3 separate regions of the Mus musculus genome follow, and all the other regions are linked to region 2. The links are chromatin loops, found by intact Hi-C in ENCODE. Cell type or tissue: left cerebral cortex. All regions are shown on one strand.

What was found. Peaks named below come from ENCODE experiments on the same cell type or tissue, not always from the same donor. Only the 100,000 strongest peaks of a DNase experiment are listed, where the experiment ranks them.
Region 1: it touches region 2 in a loop (2.4-fold over the local background); 4 of 42 quality-filtered maps call a loop at or near these places.
Region 3: it touches region 2 in a loop (2.6-fold over the local background); 5 of 42 quality-filtered maps call a loop at or near these places.

What each region holds. Positions count from the first base shown.
Region 1 is chr4:136,420,791-136,428,790 of GRCm38, reverse strand. It overlaps Htr1d (5-hydroxytryptamine (serotonin) receptor 1D), which reads right to left and starts at 4,179. Exons shown (of 2, transcript NM_001285484.1): 1 at 4,041-4,179. In left cerebral cortex, a CTCF peak has its summit at 3,666 (motif pointing right); DNase peaks (open chromatin) are centred at 3,596 and 7,050; H3K4me3 peaks cover 983 bases.
Region 2 is chr4:136,366,305-136,374,304 of GRCm38, reverse strand. No RefSeq gene overlaps it. Among named protein-coding and RNA genes, the nearest start is that of Gm31295, 17 kb to the left of the region's middle. In left cerebral cortex, a CTCF peak has its summit at 4,387 (motif pointing left); DNase peaks (open chromatin) are centred at 310, 622, 4,376 and 6,297; H3K27ac peaks cover 597 bases.
Region 3 is chr4:136,598,882-136,606,881 of GRCm38, reverse strand. Kdm1a (lysine (K)-specific demethylase 1A) reads left to right here and starts at 4,159. Exons shown (of 20, transcript NM_001347221.1): 1 at 4,159-4,650. The coding sequence starts at 4,297. In left cerebral cortex, CTCF peaks have their summits at 4,032, 5,703 (motif pointing left) and 6,841 (motif pointing left); DNase peaks (open chromatin) are centred at 4,105, 4,744 and 5,245; H3K4me3 peaks cover 1,935 bases; H3K27ac peaks cover 1,117 bases.

The sequences.
Region 1 (8,000 bases), 54 kb before region 2:
ATTCTACCCTTCTTAGACCTGTTCCCTCATCGCTAGTAATCTAAATGCCTTGTGGTGAGTCTATCTGACGTCCCTCCCTGTAGGAGCTCAAAACTCAGTCAAAGTCAGGCAGTGGTGGTGCATACCTTTAATCTCAGCAGAGGCAAAGGCAGGTGAGTTTGAGGCCAGCCTGGTCTACAGAGAGAGTTCCAGGACAGCCAGGGCTACACAGAGAAATTGTGTCTCCAAAAAAACCAACCAACCAACCAACCAACCAAAGAAAGAAAGAAACAAACAAATTCAGTCAAGTCCTGTCACTCAGACTACCTCTTGGCTGACCTCCATATTGCTGACCAAACCCTGGGCCTTGTGCCTGCCAGATAAGCATGCCCCGATTGGCCTCAGACCGGACACCCTCATGCCTCTGCCTCCTGAGGCATGGGTTCACAGGTGTGTACCACTAGGACCAACTTCTTACTTAAATGTATTGTTTTTGTTTTCTTTTGGCCAGAGGACAGCTTGAGGTATCCTTCCTCTTTCCACCATGATGTTCCCAGGCCGACAGGCTTGGCAGCAATGCCCACTGAGCCACCCTGTCAGCCCCTCTTGATGCTTTCTGGATTGGGGTGGAACCCAGGGTTTCATGTATTCGAAGCAAGCACTGTGCAGCTGAGCCCCCAGCCCAGCACCCAAACTGGTGCTTTCCCCCTTTCTGCTGTTTCCCCCAGTTATCTCATAAAAAGGAGAAAACAGAGTCCCTCCCCACACACACCATGACTCAACAGCACCATTGATAGCCTTGGTCTCTGTATCTTCCACCCTTCCAGGTTCTGTTCCCTCTCCCCACATATTTGGGACATTCGTTTGTCTTACATTGGACTGCTCTGTCTGCCTAAAGACACAATATCTCTGCTACAGATGCCACTTCCTCTGGAAGCCCTTCCCACCCACTCTCTGAAGAGTCACATGTAGCACAGGCTGGCTTTCAAGTAGCTAATATAGCCAGGAATGATCTTGAACTCCTGTCTCTACCTCCTGAGTGCTGGGACTACAGATGTGCACCATCATGGCCCGTTGTATGCAGCACTAGGGATCAAACCGGGCCCTGTTAGGCTTGCTAGGCAAGCACTCTACCAACCGAGCTATATTCCTAGTCCCCCAATCTCTCTCCTTGATCTCCTGACTTCAAGTCTATTTGTGGCTCCTCCTGTCTATGGCTAGAAGCTCATTGAAGATAATCCCACTCCCTACCCACTCCAGACTGCATCACTTGCAGCCAATCTAGAATAAGTCTGTTTATAGGACCCAAAAGTACCCAAAAGAAATCAGCAGCATTGGGTCCAGGCCTGGCTAGAGGGCTGGCCTAGCATGCACAGGCTCTGAGTTTGACCCCCTCCAAGACCTCACCCCCTACAATAATAATAATAATAATAATAATAATAATAATAATAATAATAAATGTTAGTCTCCCTTTCCCCATGTTCTCTCCCCCCCCTTCTCTCTTTCTCTCTCACTTTTGTTTTTGAGACAGTCTTATTTTGTAGCCCAGGCTAGCCTCAAACTCGAGATCCAACTACCTCTGTGTCCCAAGTGCTGGGATAATAGGTTTGAGTAGCACTCCGGCCTTCTCCACTCTGTGTATAGTACTCCAATAGCCCCTGATCATCCAGGACAAACTCCAAAGCCTCGCCAAGATCTACAAGTCCCCCAACTGTCTGCCTTGACACCATCACCTCTTTGACATCAGCTCCTACCTGCCTCCCCAGTCAGCACACCACTTCACCCACCAACACTCTCCTCCCTTCCGGTGCTACTCCTGAGATTGCTCTGGCCCTTAACACAAGCTGATACTTTCCACTTTATCTGTTTACTGGCGGTCTCTCCATTGCACACCCCCACCGGGCCCACATAACACATAGCTCTGTCGAGCTCATCATTGTGTCCCCGGTAAGCGGTGGCTTCCCAGCCCAAGAGTGCTCTAGGCTGGAGACATCCACCTATGAGTCATGTGCTCAGGGGTGGTATGGAGAGCCCGAGGGAAGGTGAGATCACCCAGGGAAAGAGGGTCTACCATTCGGGGAGGAGGGCCCAGGGCAGCAGGGCACCCAGTGCTGGGCATACGAAGATGAGCCTGCAAAAAAAAAAAAAAAAACAAAAAACAAAAAACAAACAAACAAAAAAAACCAACAAAGAGGAATATGTGGCCACAGTGTTCACTGTGGAGGGGGAGTCAGGGGGATGGGGACACCTTAAATTGGATCTGGCTTCCTGTATGTTGACCTTGGACCCTGTGGGCCTGCTGTGAGCCATCTCAACAAGGAGGGCTCCCTCTCAGGTCTGGGAATGCCAGCCTCAGAACATATTTCTGTCTGTGTTCATATCACCCTTGCCAAAAAGAAACGTTATCCATCCAGAGAGAGAAGGGACCACAGCAGATCCACTCTCTATCAGGGAGATAGTAAAGGCAAAGAGCCATCTTTATATTCCTGGTCCTGTCATCGGATAGAGAAGAGTGGGGGCCCTAGACCCTGCCACTTATACCTACTGGCCTGGACTCCAGCTTCCAATGGAGTCCTGGTCTCTTGAATAAAGCCCACTTTCTGCCAACCAACTGGGAAATATCAGTGATCAAAGCTCAGCTGCCCAAGTGGCCAGCTTGCTGTTGTCATAAAAGGACCATTATAGGAAGGGCTGAGAGTCTAGCCAATGTCACTGGCATGTAGAGGAAAGCACAGACCTGCAACACAAATGCCACTAGAAAACACCATAAGGTGTTCTCAGCCTTCCTGATGCTGCCGCTCTTCAACACAGTTCTTCATGTGGTGGTGACCCTCAACCATAAAATCATTATTTTTTTGTTGCTACTTCATAATTGTAATTTTGCTACTTTTATAAATCATAATGTAAGTATCTGTGTTTTCTGAACTCTTAGGCAACCCGCACCCCCACCCCCGTGAAAAGGTCGGTCGAGTCTCAAAGGGGTTGAGACTCAGAGTTTGAGGACCACTGCCATAAAGCAATTCCCAAGATGAGATCTGAGGTTGCTACTACAAAGCCTGGCGAGGAAGGCCGAGTTCCTGTCTGAGGTCAGATGTAATACTAGGCAGTGATTCCATTTGATTTTGCAAAGCAAACCTGGAGTGTGGTCGTTGTCACTCTCGTTTCATATAGGAGGGAGCCAATGCTCAGAGGACTAAGCAGCTAAGCAAGTAGCCAGGGCTAGTTTGCTAATGTGGCCAGCCTGAGAGTATTAGGATCTTAATCTCTGATGGTCCCCAAACCCAGCGAGTGGGAGCAGGTGGGGGTGGGGGTGGGGGTGGGGGCCGGGCCGGGGGCGTTGAGTATTACATTCTACAAGTACTGAGACTTTGGGCAAGATTTTTGCCACCTTCTTCCCATCTGCAATAAAGCCAATCTCCCTGAGCTCTCTGCAGTTCTGATGTTGCTCGAAAAGCTAGGATTTGCAGAGAACTTTACCGCGTATAAAAAGGCATCCACGGTCTCTCACCCACTCCCACCAATCCGCAGTGAAGGGAAGCGTCCTCTCCATTTGAGAGATGTGCACACTGAGGCTCAGAGAGAAGCAGTGACCTGCCCAAGGTCACAAGCAAGTCAGGGCCCTTTCCAAACCCGAGCTCCAAACTGGACGCTCCTTCAAGTCCCCTCCCGTACTGGCGTCACCCCTGACCTGGCCGGTAGAGGGCTCCCCGATTCCCTAGGCCGTCACCGGGGCCACCTGGGGGTAGACGTTTCACCTCGGGCCGAGGTGGGGGGGCACTCTTGTCCAGTGGGATCTTCCCAGAGCGCGGGACACGGAGGACGCTCTCCCAGGGTCCCGCAGCCTCCCCTGGGGAATCCCTCCACCCACCCCACGATCCAGGGCTTTGGACAACCATCCGGGATGCTCCCTTCGGGCCCCGATGGTCCTTTGGGACCGTCTTTCCGTGCGCTCCTGTCCCGTCCGAGAGGCGCACAGAGGCGGGACGCCAGGTGACCCATCAGGACCCGCCCGGCTAGGCTCAGCCCCGCGAGGCTGCGACGCCCCAAGCTCCCGCGCTTACCAGCTCCCTGCCGGGAGGTACGGAACAACGCCGTGGGCGCCTCGCACCCCTGAGGGCTGCAGCCCGGCCTCCTCCACGACCCCCGCTGAGCTCCGGGCGCCGCCGCCCTCCGCGCCTGCAGCTCGGGCTCCGGGCTCCTGCCCGCGCCCGCCGCTGCTCCGTGCTCTGCTCCCCGGCTCCTCCCCCGCTGGGCTCGCTCCCCACTCGGCCTCCCGCCCACAGCAGGGGAGGCCCGCCCGGAGCCCCTGCCCCAACCCCACGGTAGGAGGACGCAGGGGATGCGGGTGGAGGAGGCCCACCTGTAGGAAGGAATGGACTGTCCGGGGAAAGTGGACCGTGCCTAGACTCCATCCGCGGGTTCCTCACAAGCTGAGTCTCCCGCCCCCTACCTTTAATTTAGCAAGTATTTATCGATCTGCTTTATATCTGCACCGGCTATGCACTGGGCTTAAAACCATTGTGCAACCCCCGCCCCTTGGGGCTCACGTTCTACTGGGGCGGATACGATGTACTTAATGAGATGACAGATGTTTCAGGAGGAAAATAAAGCAAGAAAGGAGGTGGGGAGTGGACAGGGTGGTCGGAGGCGGTGGGAGGGCGGGGGAGGGGAGAAAGTCTCACCGGGAAAGCAGCCTCTCAGGACAGACCGGAGGTAGGAAGCGTCCCGGCCACACACCAGAGGTGGAATGAGTACAGTTTCCTGCTGGGCAAGCAGAGTGATCCCAAAGTTGGGGCAGCAGATATGACCGCCAGCTCCCTTATTCAGCGTTTAGTAGGGGCTGCGGATGTAGAGAGCCAGAAAAAGAAAGAGAGAGAGAGAGAGAGAGAGAGAGAGAGAGAGAGAGAGAGAGAGAGAGAGAGAGAGAGAGCTGAGTTCAAAGACAGGGAGGGCAAAGACTCCTGCTTGACCAGGTTCCTTACAGCTCCGGTGGACCTGGCCTTCCGTGTCCTTGCCCACCCACTGTGTCTCCTTACTGTTTGTATATTCTCATGTCTTGTTATCACCAGCATCCACCAGTAGACTGGTTATGTGTTCTTGATGAATTGACCCTATTAGCATCATGAAGTGACCGCGACTCTTCATCCCTGGTAAAAGTTGTGTCTTTGAGTCTCCTTTGGGGGGGAGTGCATAGGGAGATCCGGAAACACCCACCAGCACCCACACAGCTGTTTGACATCTGGCACACCAGCACACTGAGAACTCAGCAGCTATTCCACGCCTTGCTTGCAGCGTCCTTCCGTGTCCTTCTATTTGCGCCAAACTCTCTGCCCACCTGGCCCTCCCCTTCCGCCCCCACCCCTTGCTCTCCTGGTCTGTCATTTGTGATTGGCTTGGAGCCTCCATCTCTCTCAGTCTCTCTTTTTTGGAAGGCTGTGATCAATGGTCATTAATAATGCAGAGGTTCTTTTTGTCTTAGCGCAGATCCCAGGCAAATAAATCCACGGCATGAATAGACAGGAGTTATGGGCAGCCACACCTCAATCAGCCGTCTCTCCTCTCTTTAGGCCCTTGGCTCTTTCCCCACACTGGAGATGGGGAGATTGAGCAATGCCAAACATAGGTGGCCTTAATATAGGCTGTGCTACTAGTGTCCTGGCTGAACCCCTGTGGAGGGCCAGAGGGTCCTGATACACAGCCCAGCATGGCAGCTGCCAAGGTCCTACCCTGAGGTCTTGCAGCTGAAAACTACATACTTTAGAGTAGACAGTGGCATGTCACGAGTGTGTGTGTGTGTGTGTGTGTGTGTGTGTGTGTGTCTTTTATCTGAAGCAGCCCTGGGGAAAGATATGCGCAACATAGCTCAGTTGGAAGCATACTGGCCTAGCATGCACAAACACCTGACTTCAACACCCAGCATCTAATAAACAAAGAGTAGCGGCACATGCCTTAATCCCAGCACTAGGGAAGATTAGAAGTTCAAGGTCACTGGCTACATTCACAGGGAGTCTGAGCCCAGTCTAGACTCTATGAGACTGTCTCAAAATAATGATGATGGTGATGATGGTGGGGGGGTGGGGGGGAAAGAAGAGGAAAAAAGGAGGAAGAGGAGGAGGAGAAAGGGAAGAAGAAAGGACAGGAGAAAAGGACACACCTAAAGCAATCAATACCTTCTAATAGCACCTGCTTATAGAACTGCTCAGGGCAATGTTGATGGAAATAGCTATGTGTATGGAGGGAGTTCACTTCAGATTCTCAGTCCTTCCCGGGACTAGCATTTGTGCAAAGTGCCATCTCTGCCGCCCCCCCCCCCCCCGGGAGGAAACCTCCACACAGCTGGGGAGAGCAGAATGTGGGAAGCAGAAGCAGAGGAAGAGGTATACAAGCCCTTGGGTATAGGCACATGGGAGGGGTCACCCTGGCCTTGAGCCTCCAAGACAGGCCAGAGGCATCTAGGCAAGGGGTGCAGAGAAGGTTCCCCAGGGGCAGTCGCTGTGCAGAGGCACCAAACAAACAACCAAACAACCGCAGGACAGGTACTTGCTGCAGAGGCTTTGGATGGGACGGAGCTGTAGGGAGTAAATGACCTGTGCTGGAGGGGCAAGACAGGCAGGCTTAGAGAGGCTTGAAGGCCAGGTGACAGGGACCTCTTTTCACTCCTGGGCTGAGAACTTGAGAAAAAGTGTAAACAAAGGCACGGCCTGACCGCACAGGGCACCTCGACAATCCTGGTGCCCTGACAGGACACAACATGACCGCACAGGGCACCCCGACAATCCTGGTGTCCTGACAGGGCACAGCATGACCGCACAGGACACCCCGACAATCCTGGTGTCCTGACAGGACACAGCATGACCGCACAGGGCACACTGTCAATCCTGGTGCCCTGACAGGACACAGCATGTCCTCACAGGCCACACAGGCAGTCCTGGTACCCTGATACCGAGGGGCTCACTGCCCCCAGAACCTTTGTAGTCTGAATCATTGTCACAACCATAAGGAGAAGGGAAGGAAAGTGAGAGAGAACACTGTGGGGGCGGGTGCGATTCCCAGTGAGCTTCCTGCCTTCTCCAAGCTAACCTCTAGCTTCCGGGAAGCCAACTGCCTGAGCAGAGAGAGGGCTCTGAGTCTCTGGCTAAGGCTTTGACATCTCTAGGTCCTCCCACAGCCTCCTGAGAGGCCCTATTTCTCTTGTTCTGACACCCCAGGTCTTCGCAACCTCTTCTATCCCTACACCCCTGCTCTTTCTCAGCAAGATCTGGCTCTCATTTCCCCACCCCCCACCCCCAGTGTCTAGAAAGCTCTCCTCCCCCTCCTAGCATCAGCATCTCCTCACTGACAGACTGTTTCCTACCTCCTCTGGGTACCAGCCTCCTCCTCCAGGTCCAGCTTAATGACCCCTTTTCTCAGTGGTCCTCATATCCCCGATGCGTAGGACAGTGGGTCCCTCCAGGGAGGCTCACACCAAAGTGGGCTTAGTCATGCAAGGGCAGATTCCCCCCAACTTTGACTCTTGACTTCAGCATTGAATGGCTGCATAACTCCAGATGCGTGTTCCAGTTCTGGAACCTTGGCGAGCGTGTGTCGCATCGTGACCATGGTAAAGGTGCTTACCTCACAAGGTTATAACTGAGGAAGATCATGCTTAGGTCATGCAATACCCACCAGCAGGGAGCCTCGGGAGAGACACTGTGATTCCAATCAGATACCTCACGATTACTCTAAGTCCATCTACTGTGATGACTTCCTGACGATCATCTGCCATGATGAGCTCCTGGCTGAGCAAGCCAAGCCTGAGTCATCTTGCTACACCCAAGGCCTAGGACTACTCTGGCACACTATAAGCATTCACTCAAAGCTAGATGGCTGGGCACACAACGGGAGAAGAGGGCTGGGCATGCAGATCAGCTCGGCTAGCATACACCAACCAACCCTTGGGTTTGATTCTCTGGCACCACACAAGCCATTCATGGTGGTCCATGCCTGCAATCCCAGCACTCAGGAGGTGGAAGCCTGAGGAT
Region 2 (8,000 bases):
CCCGTCTCCCCACTGTGCATCCCAGATGTCTGTAACTCTAGTCCTGGGGGATCTGATGCCCTCTTTTACGCCTCCTCAGACATCAAGCACACAAGTGGTGCACAGACATGCAGGCAGGCAAGACATTCATACACATACAGTAAAAATAAATAACCCTTTAAAAATGCTGAGGGTGGCAGTCAGAGCAGTGTGTGTGTGTGCACGCCTGCCTAAGGATAGCAAGGTCATGTTACTGGTACAGGCTTCCCCCTCCCTGCCGGCCCCTCATCTAGAGAATGTGCAGACAACACCCACTTCAGAGGCTCACACGGCTTCTCCCACGTCCCTTTCAGCTCTAGACGGATGCCCCACTTTCCACGGGAGAAAACGCAGCTGAGAGAGAAGAAAGTATGTAAGGGACTCCAGCATCAGGATGACACAGGAAAGCCAGGAGATCTCTCCCAACCTCCAGCCCTCAGCAGCTCCTCGCCATCCCCAGGACAAAGCACAAAAGTTCCCCCAACCTAAGGATAAAATATTCCACCTATTATTCTTGGGGGACAATTATGGCGCGTTTCAGGTTGTGTCAATGATTGCTTACTATTGCTCTGCGACTCCAAATAACTTTAGGTTCCCATAGCAACATGTTCAGCTTTGGAAGCTGACATTGTTCCCTAATCCACGTGGGAAGGAGCAATAATGGCTTCCAGAAAACTCATAGCAAGTGGGGGAGACCACATCAGGAGGTGGAGGGTGGGGACAGTGACCAGTTATCAACGATTTTGTCTGGCCAAAGACAGTGGGCTTTCCTCCATCAACAATGAGCGCCAAACCCATCAGCCATCCTGGATGGGACCACAGCCTGCTGAGACTGAGTCTTCTGAGAACATGAAGCCTTTCAATGTTGGCAGGACCAAGGCCAGAGGTGAAGGCCCTGCGACCTATCATGTTTGAGAAATGTCATAAGTCCTCTAAAGAGGATTTCAAAGAAAAGATGCTTGGAATTCAAAGGAAGTATGTTGGCAGATAAATATAATGGCTGACCACAAGCTAAATTATCTGAGGGCCACGTGCTGATGTATGCATTCACCATTCCTTTACTCAAGATACCTGACAGCAAATGTGCAGGTTTCCCTGCACCAACTGGTGACCAATTCTCCATCTCCCAGGACACCAAATGTCCAATGACTCAACTCTGTCAATGCATGAAGCACAGACCTGACGTGGAAACCTAAGAGTTCTTTGGAAAGTCAGTTGCGTCGGATGGTGCTTTGCTGGGACAAATACGTGAAGGGAATGTGTGTTCCTGAAGTGGACTCAGGTGAAAGGAGCTTTTCTTCTCTTCTCTTTTCTTTTCTTTCTTTCTTTTTTTTTCCGAGACAGGGTTTCTCTGTGTAGCCCTGGTTGTCCTGGAACTCACTTTATAGACCAGGCTGGCCTCGAACTCAGAAATCCACCTGCCTCTGCCTCCCAAGTGCTGGGATTAAAGGCATGCGCCACCACTGCCCGGCCGAAAGGAGGTTTTCTTAAATTGGATGAGTGAAGGAACATTTCTCTGAAGTGGATACGGATGAAAGGAAGTTTCACTAAGGCAGACTCGAGAAGGAACGTTTCACTGAAGCAGACACAGGAGAGAGGATGTTCTGCTAAAGCAAGCACGTGAAAGGACATGAGATGAAGGATTCTTCCCTAACGACATTGCATTGGTCTGCTTACATTGCGTGGTTGAGCTCCATTTGTCAGGTCTCCATAGAAATGCACCAAAACACTTCTGGTGGTGTGTTGCAGCTTCTTGCCACTTTTCAAGGACCCAGGCTGATTGGCAGAGTGATGTCAGCTGAGACAGACGCACGTGCACTGACAGCAAATGTGCAGGTTTCCCTGCACCAACTGGTGACCAATTCTCCATCTCCCAGGACACCAAATGTCCAATGACTCAACTCTGTCAATGCATGAAGCACAGACCTGACGTGGAAACCTAAGAGTTCTTAGACCCGGGGAGGGCAGGTGATATTTGGAGGGAGTATAAAAAAGGACAGTGATGGAGTCTGGGCTTGGCTTGCTTATAGAGCTAGCTGTGCCATGCTGGTCGCATCTTCACTGAGCTGAGGGATGCACTGCTGAAAACTTCTGGTATTTCTCTGGGTCCCTTCTGCTGACTCGTGCTAAGGTCTGGCTGTTCCCGCTAGGTCATGGTCATGTCATCTCTGCTACTATCCCAACACTACTGAGTTGGATTGCTGATGTATCCGTGAACTGTTTGCGAGTGGATCGAGCTGCCGCTGCCTGCTAATCTGTGAACTGAACCGCGGATTTCCTGACAGTGCAGATGAGACTTGCTCCAAAGAACCATTTCTAAACAGGTTCACTTCCCCCATATCCTTTCTTTTCCACTACCTCTGGTGGGTGGTGGGCTGGAAGGGAAAATAGACATTGAAAAAAATTAAAGTTACACAGACCCAACAGGATGAGGGTTTAGTCTCACAAGTCTGTCCAATGTCAAATGTCGGTCCCAGGTCTTTCTGGACTGGCCACAAATGCAGTAATTTGCCAGATGGGGGTCACAGGAAAGCAACGTTCTTGCTCTTGCTGATGTATTATACACCAGAACAGCCAAGTGAAATTGATGCCTCCAGCCAGGGCAGGGGGCAGAGCTTAGATGGTTGATACTCTAGGAAAACCGTTCCTTCACACCAAGGGAAGTGCTACACATTTCTAATGTCATTGTCCAAATACATTTAATGATTTATTTATCTTATGTACATTGGTGTTTTGCCTGCATGTATGTCTGTGAGAGTGTGTCGGATCTCCTGGAATTGGAGTTACAGACAGTTGTGAGCTGCAGTGTGGGTGCTGGGAATTGAACCCAGGTCCTCTGGAAGAGTTCTGAACCGATGAGCCATCTCTCCAGCCCACTATCCAAATTTTTATAGAAGTCAACCCTGAGTCTATTAGTGGCCCTCCAGTAAGTTGCCATATTAGCACATAAGCTCAAGTGTGATTGAAAAGGGGATTTCTTTTTTTTTTTTAATATTTCTTTATTATCTGTAAGTACACTGTAGCTGTCTTCAGACACTCCAGAAGAGGGAGTCAGATCTCGTTACGGATGGTTGTGAGCCACCATGTGGTTGCTGGGATTTGAACTCAGGACCTTTGAAAGAGCAGTCGGGTGCTCTTACCCACTGAGCCATCTCTCCAGCCCAGGGGTGTTTCTTAAGAATGTGACAGTATCACCGAGAAAACTGAAAGTCTTTCGGAGCACGGGTCCAAAAGTTTCAGAAAAAAATAATGGAAAGTATTTTTTAAAAGATTTATTTGTTATTTTATGTGTACGAACACTGTAGCTGTTTTCAGACACTCAGAAGAGGGCATTAGATTCCATTACAGATGGTTGTTGTGAGCCACCATGCCATTCCTGGGAATTGAACTCAGAACCTCTGAAAGAGCAGTCAGTGCTCTTAACCGCTGAGCCAAGTCTCCAGCCTCGGAAAGTATTTCTTTTGATTGAATTGGACTTAAATTATTGAATCACATCTTGCTTTTAATGGGAACTAGGAAACTTTTTAAAAATACCCCATTACTAACATTGCTTGGTGTTTGAAGATTATTTTTGTGTCATTTATGTAAAATAAACATTCATAGACCAGAGTAGAATTAAAAAGTGACCTTTAGCCGGGCGGTGGTGGTGCACGCCTTTAATCCCAGCACTTGAGAGGCAGAGGCAGGTGGATCTCTTGAGTTTGAGACCAGCCTGGTCTACAGAGTTCATTTTAGGTTAGCCAGGTCTACACAGAGAAACTCTGTTTCAAAAACAAACAAACAACAAAAACCCTGACTTTTAGCCAAGAAACTCAGCATTTCCAAAATAGATAGAACCCTGTAAATTGGTGTTTTTGTGCTAGGTTATAGTCAGGTCTGGTACATGACAGGCAAAGGATTCTACCACTCAGCCTCTCCAAGAAAGACAGGGGTTTGTTTTTTTCCTCCCTCCTTCCCTCCCTCCCCCTCCTCCCTCTCTCTTTTCTTCCTTTCTTTCTTTTTGAGACAGGGTCTCTTGTAGCCCAGACTGGCATTCAGCTTCCCCAAGTAATTAAGTTCCCCTTGAACTTCTGGTCCTCTTGCCTCTACCTCCCAAATTCTGGAATTACAGGTGTGTATCATCATGAACGATTTAGACAGGCTAGTGATTGAACCCAGGGCCTCATGCATGCTATACAGTTCATAATGTATTGGTGGAATATTTCAGGCTTAATGCTCATTCTGTCAGAGTTCAAAATGGTGAACATCAAGGGAGATGAGACTTCAGAGAAGTCTCTGAAATGTGAAGAGCACTATTTTCTGTGACACGAACAGGTGGTTCTTTGTTCTAGAAGCCTGTAACCCTTGTACGTAGCGCCTCCTTGTGGCTAAAATAGGCAACAGTCTAACTTGTCTTTCCTATCATATTTGTGTCTAGGGAACAGTATAACTTGTCTTTCCTATCATATTTTTGTCTCCTTTTTGGAGAATGTTATCTTTTAGCCTTTTTTATTTTTCCCCAGTGTTTCTAGTTGTCCAACAAATATTTGTAAGAAAAATCTATCATACTATAGAGTTAAGGTCTGGGAATCCAGAATTATGATACTGCTTTATGCCCCACCCCCAACACCATGGATTTGTATGAAGGGTGTGGGGGGAGGGTGTGGGGGTGTGGGTAGGTGGGTGCTAGGACATCTTCCATGCTAGGTAGGCACTCTACAACTAGGTTACATGTCTAGCCCCTAGTATTAGTTTGGAACACAGATTCTGACAGAAACTAACATTAATTATCCAAAAGGCCCAGAGACACACTGCCTTCCAATCAGTAGGCAATAGAGGATGGAAAAGGGCACTTTCCTATCCCATATTGTAGAAAGGTGTTTGTGTGTGTGTTAATTAGCTTAGCACACAGAGTATCCATGATGTATGTGTTCTGCGTTGACTCTCCTTTCTGTCAGCGGCTGAAGTGCAGGATCAATGCCAGCAGACCCAAACTCGCCTCAATATTTCAGGAAACACTGAGCCCCAGAGTCCAGACAATGACAGACTGTGACAGAGATGATACGGAAAGAGTCTCAACCATCACAAGAATCAAACATGTGGCTGGCTGCCTAAGCAGAGGTGCAGCGAGGGGCGGCAGGGGGTGGGGTGGGGGCGAGCTCTGGAATGACTGCTTTCATTTCCACCATAAAATAGCTGGTCCGTGACGAGCTGCTATGAGAAGCTTCTGCCTCCGATCACTGGCTCTCTCCGAGTAGAGGGCAATCTAAAGGCTCGATTCCTGCTCCCTGGCATTCCGTGGCAACAGACAATCTGAGTGCTACTATTCTAGTTCTGAATAATGTCTTCATGAAGCTAATTTAATTTGTTTTTTCTTTTTGTAGTAGTGGGGATCAAATGTAGTCTTCTGCGTGCTAGGCAAACATTGTACTCAGGCCCCTGCCCCACCGTCTCATAGTTAAGATGACTCAGTCAGCTTGGTCATTTAAAGGGAAATCTTCCTGTGCGGAACGATGCCTCTTAGAGGCTAGAGGACTCTCCAGTTTTCACAGCTCTAACGAAAGGTAAAGGGAGGACCAAGGCCTTAAGCCAGTGGTTCTCAACCCGTGGACCGTGACCTCTTTGGGGCAGAATAACCTTTTCATAGAGGTCACCTAAGACCACTGGAAGTCACAGACATTTACACTACAATTCATAACCATAGCAAAATGAGTTATGAAGTAGCCATAGAAATCAGTTTGTGGTTGGGGGTCACAGCATGAGGAACTGTATTCAGGGCAAGGGGAAGGTAGAGAACCACTATCTTAATTGAAGGCCCAGTTCTGGTGTCTGCTTGTAAGCTTATTACGTAGGTGACTCACAGAAATACTGCCCCTTTGAGCCTTGCCCTTTTAAAATTGTGGGGTTTTTTTGTTTTGTTTTTTTGTTTTTGTTTTTTTTTTTAGGGCAGGGTTTTTCTATGTAGCCTTGGCCATCTTGAAACTTGCTTTGTGAGTTGTGCCAATCTTAGATGTCATCTGCTTCCTCCTCTCTGTGCTGTTGTCCTCTGCCACACCTGTCTGTGACACCCAGTGGCCCAGATCACTGGGATGCTAGGCTAGTGCTACCTTTGAGCTGTGACCTTGACTGTTCCCTTGCTAACCCAGGGAGGGACGACTCAGCCGCAGCTGCTTCCAGCAGCAAAGCAACGCTTGTTTCAGAGGGAAAGCACAGAGCTTGCCTTAGAAGCTGACTGAAGGCAGACTGAGCTGGCAAAGGAAGCTGATCAAAACTACACACACAAGCTGGTTACTGTAAGTGTGTATAATCCCACAGGGTTTCAGCATGTTGGCTATTATGTAATAGGCTTGTTTCCTGATTCAACCTTCCTAGCCTTTATCTCATCTATAAAATGGAAAGACAAGAGTTGCAGTTTTCAAGGGATGATGCGAGCAATGGATCTCAGTGTGTGACTGTGTATGTAAAGATGCTGCTGTAACATCTTATATAGCCGTATGTGCTCACGTAACTTATATATGTTGTGATACAGCCATGTGGCACTGTGATGGGTCACCCCAGTCGCCCTCCATCATACTGCATGGGTGCCAGTCATTTTACTGAGACTATGAGGTTAATAATTTTTGACAAAAATGTAACTATGAGGCTAGAGTTTTGTTTTGTTTTCCCTTGTGATGCCGAGACTGAACCCAAGCCCTTGGGGATGTAGGCAGGTGCTACCTGTCAGCTGTATCATAGGTTGTCTTAGAGCTCAGTTTTAAACGTTATAAAAATGTAAGGTCAATGACTTGTATGAAACACATAAACTAACGAGGCATAAAGAATACTTACAGAATTACCATGCTGACAAAAGGCAATGACTGGGGTGCTCTTTTCATGCCATACCTCCTGGCCAGTCTGCCTTCCTGGCTTTGGTTTATAGCTTTGTGACATGTGTGGAATCACACTGTGACTTGTTGGAATCCTCGGTCACCACTGCTTATAAGATTCACCTAGTGTTGGGACCTCAAGCACACTGGCATTATCAACCTGTGGTGGTTTGAATTTGCTCAGCCCATGAGAAGTGGCACTATTAAGAGAAGTGGTCTTGTTAGAGGAAGGGTGTCAGTGTGGGGTTGGGCTCTGAGGTCCTAAGCTCAGGCTACACCCCGTGTGTAAGAGGTCCTCCTAGCTGCTTGCAGAAGATATTCCTGCTGCTGCCTTTGGATCAAGATGGAGAACTCTCAGCTCTTTCAGCACCGTGGCTGCCTGCATGCTGCCATGCTTCCCACTGCGATGATAATGGACTGAACCTCTGAACTGTAAGCCAGCCCAATGTTGTCCTTTATAAAAGTTGCCTTGGTCAGGGTGTCTCTTCACAGCAAGGAAACCCTTTTTGAAATGACTGTAGTCAGTTCAGCCATTAGAAGCAGATGGCAGATGAATGGCATGGCATAGTGCTTGCATGGCATTCATGAAGTGCTGTATTTATCCCTGGGAACACACACTGGCCTAGTTGTTTTCCTGTTGCTGTGGCAAACATCATGACCAAAAGCAACTTGGAAAGGAAAGGGTTTATTTCAGCGAATACTTGCAGGTTATCCAACACTGAGGGAAGCCAGGGCAGGAACTGAAGCAGTCACCATGGAGGAATACTGCGTACTGAGTTGACTCAGACCCTTTCTTCCTTTATAAAGATATATATTTGTATGAGCAGTTTGCGTGCAAGTATGTCTGGGCATCTTGTGTACGACTGGTGACTGCTGAGATCAGGTGTTGGATACCCTGGACCTGGAGTTATGAACAGCTGTGAGCTGCCCTAGGAGTGCTGGGAATCAAACTTGAATCTTCAGCAACAAGAGCTTTTAACCTCTGAGCCATTTGTCCAGTTCACAGTTTCCTTTTTTATACAGGCCAGGATACCTGCCCAGGGTGGCATTGCCCACTGTAGCCTGGGCCGTCCCAAATGAATATTTCATCAAAAAATGTCCACAGATTCACCCACAGGCTAATCTGATGGATTGGTT
Region 3 (8,000 bases), 230 kb before region 2:
CTTCATGGCCTCTGCATCAGCTCCTGCCTCTGGGTTCCTGTCCTACTTGAGTTCTTGTCCTATCTTCCTTCCATGATGAACAGTGACCACTTTACTTCCAGAAGTGTGAGTCAAATAAACCCTTTCCTCCCCAAGTTGCTTTTGGTCATGGTGTTTCATCATGGCAGGCAATAGTAACCCTAAGATGCTGATTTTGGGCTGGAGAAATGGCTCAATGGTTAAGAGCAACTGTTTTGTTGTTGTTGTTGTTTTCTTTTCTTTTTTGAGAGGTATTTCCATGCAGCCAGGCTGGTCTAAGGACGCGTGGTCCTTGTGCCTCTGGCTCCTGGGTGCTGGGATTACAGGCGTGTGTCACCTTACCTGACAGATGTTGACTTTTTAAAAGAGGATAAGCTAGTTGCCTCACTTTGAGAATACCCTCAAAGAATTGGAAGAATCGTCCTTTAAAACATTTTAAACACCAATAACACCGTTGCTTGTTTATTTTCTTATTTATTGCAAGACTGAGGATTTGATCTAGGGCCTCAGGCATGCTAGACCAGTGCGCATGCGTGGGCGCGCGTGCTGTGTGCATGTGCCACCAGAGGTCAACCTTGGGTTTCACTCCTCAAGTCACCCACCTTGCTTTTTGGGATGGGGTCTTCTCAATTTTCTTGAGCTTACCAATTAGACAGGTGGGCTAGGAATCCCCCGGAGTCTGCCTGTCTCTCCTCCAGTCCAGTGCCGGAGAACAGGCGCATACAGCTACGGCTCTATCACATAGGTTCTAGATTGGCTGTGTGTCCTCCTGCTTGTACGACAGGCACTTTACCCACTGTTTTCCCCAGCCCCTCCCCGCCACTCCACTCTGCCAGGTCACTAAGATACACAATCACTTTGAACCCTGACTGAAGCTCAGGCTCAGTTGGAAGCCTGTTCCCATCAAGACCAGTTTCAAAAGCAAGGAGTTGGTGAGATAATTGTACATCTATGTGCGTAGCAACATTATTCATAAAAACCCAAACGGTCAAGTCAGGTGATCCCAGGTGAAGGCGGGAGGATCAGGAGTTCAAGGGCATCCTTGACTATACAGCAAGTTGGAGGCCAGCTTGCGATGCTAAGATCCTGTCTCAAAAAAAGCCGGGCGTGGTGGCACACGCCTTTAATCCCAGCACTTGGGAGGCAGAGGCAGGCGGATTTCTGAGTTCAAAGCCAACCTAGTCTACAGAGTGAGTTCCAGGACAGCCAGAGCTATACAGAGAAAACCTGTCTCGAAAAACCAAAATAAATAAATAAATAAATAAATAAATAAATAAAAAATAAAAAAGGTGTCTGGGAGTCAAGTGTGTGTGTGTGTGTGTGTGTGTGTGTGTGTGTGTGTGTGTGTGTGTTGTATCAGTGAGGTGGCCAAACTTGACGAACTGAGTTTAATTTTTGGGATCCATATTTTAGAAAGGGAGAGTTGAACTTTTCAAATTGCCTCTGACTTCCATACCGATGCTATGGCACCCCCACTACCGCCACACTAAAATAAAAAAAAAATCCTTTATTTATCCCTTACTTATTTATTTTGAGGCAGGTACCTCTGTGTAGCCCTGGTTGTCCTGGAACTCACTCTGTAGATTAGGCTGGCCTCGAACTCAGATATCCACCTGCCTCTGCCTCCCGAGTGCTTGGATTAAAGCAGCAGGCTTTAAAATCTTTTAAAAAATAAGGGAGCAGATTAAAAGCCGAAAAATCTGAAGCAATCCACTACGCATTGATAAATGAATGGATCAATATAATGTGGGGAGCTGGAGACGTGGGTCAGCTGGGACAGTGCTTGCCTAGAGCCATGGTTAATGTTAGTGACAGAGTCGCCTGGGCGTTGGGCCTCGGACATACCTGTGGGGGAGTGTCTTCACCATGTTGACTGAAGTGGGAAGACAGGGCAGCTTTCCCGATGGCCCCTTTCCTGCAGTCCTGGGCTGTGTAAGATGGAGAGAGGAGCAGTGTTTGCATTCATCCCTCCGGGCTTCCTGCTTGTGGATGCCATGGGACCAGCTCGCTCTAGCTCCTGCTGCCTTGGCTCCTCTACCATGATGGTGTACCTTGAACTGTTTTAAGCTAGTTCAAATCCATCGAGGCAGGGAGCAGAACAGTTGCAGCCAGGGGGACGGGAGAGTAATACGCTCACATCTTTTACACCATATATCATATCACCTGCTTATGATGGAAGAGCAGGATTTAGCCCTAGACTTCCTTACATTACGAACTCTTCTCTAAACTGCTCTCTTCTCTTCCTCACAAAGCTTTCTCCAACCCCTCAATATAATTCTACCACACTCACCAATTTTGTTAATTGTGACCATGAAAACATACTTCACACATGGGACATACGTGGTCCTGTGAACACATTTTTTTTTTCTTCCTGCGTACTGTTTTTGCTTTTTGGTTTGTTTTTTGAGATAATGTTTCTCTGTGTAGCCCTGGTCAGCCTGGAACTTGCTCTGTAGACCACCAGGGTGGCCCCGAATTCAGAGATCTGCCTGCCTCTGCCTCCCAAGTGCTGGGATTAAAGTCGTGCACCACCACCTTCAGGCCTAGTTTTTTTTTGTTTTTGTTTTTAAAGTCTATTTTGTTCACAGAGTTCAGTGAATTTTAGTGAATACTCACACCTCTGTAAGCATCACCCCGATCAAGGTATGGAGTTTCCTCCAGCAACCTTCCTCCTGCTGTTCTGTGTTCAACTTCATCACCTTGGAAGAATTAAACAAACCAGCAAAACCCTGTAACAGGGCCCCAAATCTTAGTAGGCTGAAAGATCTTACCACAGTTAACTCAATGGTGGAAATACCATTTAAGCTGTAAAACTTAACACATAGACAGTACCACCTGCCAAAACTAAAACAAAGGCTTAATCCATTTAAGTCCGTAGTTTTGGGAAATGGACTGACCTTGCTTTTTGGCTTCTGTAGTTCTGCTTCTGGCTAACTGAAGCTTTTAAAAAAGTTTTATTTATTATTTCTAAGTACACTGTAGCTGTCTTCAGACACACCGGAAGAGGGCATCAGATCCCATTACAGATGGTTGTGAGCCACCATGTAGTTGCTGGGAATTGAACTCAGGACCTCTGAAAGAGCAGTCACTTCTCTTAACCACTGAGCCATCTCTCCAGCCCCCCATCTCCCCAGGCCCCAAGTAAATACTTTCTATTGGCTTAAACCCATGCCTGCATTCTTCTCTGGTGAATATCTCATAGCCCCCCAACATCCTATACATCTCAACATCTCATGAATAAAACACCCACATTCACAACATTAGAAAGAACTGACCAAGCCGGGCAGTGGTGGCACATGCCTTTAATCTCAGCACTTGGGAGGCAGAGGCAGAGGCAGGTGGATTTCTGAGTTAGAGGCCAGTCTGGCCTACAAAGTGAGTTCCAGGACAGGCTGGGCTATACAGAGAAACCCTGTCTCGGAAAAACCAATCCCCCACCCCCCTCCCCAAAAAAGAAAAAAAGAAAAGAAAGAACTGACCTAGGTTGAAGAAGTGTTATGCGCCTGGAGATGAGAGGCATGGAGGAGGAGGCATGGTGGCGAGCATGTGCAGCCTCAAGAAAGAAAATAAACACGGCTTGGAGGCAAGAGCGAGTCCACTTTGACTCAAACCAGAAATTCCTCATTTCTCTCTATTTTATTACCGTGGAAATTCGTGCACTCTTTATTTCCCCACAGTCCAAGCAGGGCCATTATGAAGCTAGTTTCCCTAGCTCTAGGGATAACTCGGGGCCATATACATTCTGGGCCAGTGCTCTAAAGGTTGAGTTACAGAGCACAGGATAATTAAGTGATCATTAATTAAGTTGTACTTCAGAGTGTTCCCCTGTCTCAATTAGGTAGTAAGCCCTCTGAAAGCCGGAATTCCATAATCCACCCCTTGTCCTGCAGGGAGAGTGAATGTTATTAGTTGAAGTGACTAGTGTATGGGGTGAATATTGAGAGTCCTTGATGAAAACGGTCGGGCTCAGAACCCGAAGTCAGGCGGATATGCTGGGTCGCACTCCCAATCGCAGGGGGCGCTCTAGGTCAGCCTCGCGATCGGAGCTGCGGCGCCGCTCTAGCCTCCAGGACGTCGCTCTCTGGTCTTGAGCCGGGGACAAGCGGCTGCTTTTTTGTCCTGGTGCGGCGGGAGCGCGCAGGGCGCGTGCGCACGCGGGGGTGTTTGGCTTCGCACGGAGCGTGAGAGGTGCGGGGCGGAGAGGCGCGAGGCGGCTGCGGACCCACGGAGCGGCAGACCGATCGGCCCCTGCGGCCCGCGGCGGCCAGGCGGCCCGAGATGTTGTCTGGGAAGAAGGCGGCGGCGGCGGCAGCGGCAGCGGCGGCGGCGGCGGCTGCTGGGACCGAGGCCGGGTCCGGGGCGGCGGGCGGTGCCGAGAACGGCTCTGAGGTGGCCGCGCCGCCCGCGGGCCTGACGGGCCCCACCGACATGGCTACGGGGGCGGCGGGCGAGCGCACTCCCCGAAAGAAGGAGCCTCCGCGGGCCTCGCCGCCCGGGGGCCTAGCCGAGCCGCCGGGGTCTGCTGGGCCCCAGGCGGGGCCCACAGCCGGGCCCGGCTCCGCGACGCCCATGGAGACCGGAATAGCCGAGACCCCGGAGGGCCGACGGACCAGCCGGCGCAAGCGGGCCAAGGTGAGGCCGTGATCGAACCGCTGGTCCCGGGGACCGGAGTGGGGCCGGGGGAGGGGAGGCCCGGCCTTTGTGCGGGGACCCGGTGTATCGGGCGCTGGAGGGTGTGACCCTGATGGTCTGACTGGGAAAGATGGCTTCCCGACGCGTTTGTCTACCTGTGTGTCTGATGTGTGCGGACGGCGGACGGCTTCTGGGTTGTGTACACCGGGGAGATGGGTGTGATGCTCTAAGAGTCAAGCTGCATGAAAAGAAAGAGACTTTTTCTTTGTTTTTGAAAGGTCTTGCTGTACGCCAGGTACGCGTAGACTCTTATTTCTTTCTTTCTTTTTTTTAAAGATAAAATAATAAAATATACAAAAACCAATCGTTTATTGTGCGTGTGCGAGTTGGGGTCATAGGATAGCTCGCCTGAGTCCTTCCTGTCTTTCCGCCATGCTAAGGAATCGAACTGAGGTTGTCAGGCCTGGAGGCCAGCGCTTTCTTGGGGCCCGGGTAGACTTTTTCAAATTGTGGAAGCGAATGAAGAATACCAGTTGGACACGGGGCGAATATAAAGATAAAGATTTGGCATCAAATCCAACACTATCCACAGATAACCTCTGTCTCACACCCCAGTATGCCAGATGGTGCATTTGGCACAGGGCCAGCGTTTTTCGTTTTCCCAAACACCACTGGACTGGTATTGTTAGCTTCATTTTAAGAATGAGTAAAAAGAGGTTTGCAGTTTCAGAGTTTGGTGTTTTGACAAGGTGTAATTCGATATTGAAACAAACAAACAAACAAACAAACAACCCTCTGGGTCAGTAACCTTGCTAAGCATTGGTGTGGCTTTATTGCACAGTATTAGCCTTAACCAGAGATGCTTAATCTGATGGGGAAATTGGAAATACATATGGGTTTGTAATAAATACAAGAAGTAGTCTAAGGGGCTGGAGAGGTGGCTCAGTGGTTAAGACTGCTGACTGCTCTTCCAGGGGTCCTGAGTTCAATTCCCAGCAACCACAACCATCTCACATCTGTAATGGGATCTGATGCCCTCTTCTGGTGTGTCTGAAGACAGCTACAGTGTACTCAGATAAATAAATCTTTAAAAAAGAAAGTAGTCTAAGGATATGGCTGAATGGCACAGGACTGGCCAAGCAGAATTGAGAATTTGTGTTTCTGTTTGTAGCACTGCAAGATAAATACAAGTGTTAAGTAGTGTGACTTAGGTAGCTTCTTGTACATTGTTCTCTCCTGCTGTGCTGGGGAGTTGACTCTCTTATGTGCTAGACAGGTTCTCTACTATAGCCCCAGTCCTCCTTTTTATTTTGAAACTATATTGGCCCTAAATTTATCTTGTGGCTTAAACAGTGCTTGAACTTGTGAACCTCCTGGGTCAGCCTCCCAAGTGACTGGGATTCTAGACCTGCCTCAGTAGGCCTGGTTTGTTTTGTTTTTGATTAACAAATATCTTGTTATGTTGCTCGTAAGATCTCAGATTCCTATGCTCAACACATAGTCTGACCTAGGCTTCCAGAGTGGTCCCTACACTGTGCCAGGCTGCTGGGTATCATTTTCCAGGGCGGTGGGATGTGTTACTGGAGAGCCTTCAGCTTCCTGCTTGAGACCTTCATACTCACTGCTCAGTCATTTGGATTTGGGGGAAAGGCCTGTTGGGGGAGGAGGGATTATCAGACATGCATTAGAAAGGAGGAGTATTGGGGATACTGGAATAGTTTTAGCAGAGATGGAGAGGAAGGGTCAACCAAAACCAATGATGTATGAAAATGCTATAAGGAAACCTACCAAACATGTTCTTAAAATCCACAAAACTAGAATCCTCTTAAAACTGAAGAAAGTGCATGTGGGAAGGCAAAGGCACACAGTGACGCCCTGCCCCCAAGATAATCTGAATACATTTCAAACCGCCTGCGTTAGTTTGTTTGTTTGATTTTATTAAAGGCATTAGAAAAGCACAGAGGTTGACTTCAACCTTGGACATGAAGGAAGGCAGAGTCCAGTAGGAACCCGTTTTATCAAGTCATGTCCAGAAACAGATAACTTAAAAACAGATTTGAGGTCTGGAGAGATGGCTCAGAAGTTAAGATTGCTGGCTGTTCTTCCAGAGGTCCTGAGCTTAATTCCCAGCAACCACATGGTGGCACAGAACCATCTATAATGAGATGTGGTGCCCTCTTCTGGCATGCAAGCATACATGCAGTCAGAACACTGTATACATAATGAGTGAATGAATGAATGAATCAATCTCAAAACAGATTTGAGATAATGTGTCAATGTTGCTTTTAAATTATGTAATCTGGGGCTAGAGAGATGGCTCAGCGGTTAAGAGCAGTGACTGCTCTTCCGAAGATCCTGAGTTCCAAATCCCAGCAACCATATGGTGGCTCACAACCATCCATAATGAGATCTGACACCCTCTTCTGGAGGTCTGAAGACAGCTACAGTGTACTTACATATAATAAATAAATACATCTTTAAAAAACTCATTAAAAATAAAATAAATTATGTAATCATAAGATAAAAACACCACCACAGTCAGTTTAGAACATTTCATTGTTTCCCAGAGACACCTGGGTTTTTTTGTTTGATTGTTTTTTTTTTTTTTTTTTTTTTTGAGACAGGGTTTCTCTGTATAGCCCTGGCTGTCCTGGAACTTACTTTGTAGACCAGGCTGGCCTCGAACTCAGAAATCTGTCTACCTCTGCCTCCTGAGTGCTCTGATTAAAGGTATGTGCCACCACTGCCTGGCTTCTACAGAGGTACTTGTATTCTAGTTGTCTTTTCTCATCTCCCTACCTCCAGCTCCTGGCAATCACTGGTCTACAGTCTGACTGTATGGAGTTACCTGTTCTGAACATTCTCTATGCAGTCTCAGTATATGTGGCTCTTTGATTTTTATTTATTTGTTTGTTTGTTTATTTATTGCCTTTAGTATGGACCTTTTTTTGGGGGTGTCTCTCTCTCTCTTTTTTTTTTTTTCAAGACAGGGTTTCTCTGTGTAGCCCTGGCTGTCCTGGAACTCACTTTGTAGACCAGGCTGGCCTTGAACTCAGAAATCCGCCTGCCTCTGCCTCCCAAGTGCTGGGATTAAAGGGGTGCGCCACTACAGCCCAGTTTTTTTTTCCTGTTATGTATAAGGTAGCTGTGAACAGTAATGTAAAACATGCAACCATGTGTTTTCAAGTCTCTTGTAAGACTGTAGAGGAATTTTTTTTAAAGATTTATTTATTTATTTATTTCATGTATGTGAGTACACTGTCACTATCTTCAGACACACCAGAAGAGGGCATTGGATCCCATTACAGATGGTTGTGAGCCACTATGTGGTTGCTGGGATTGAACTTAGA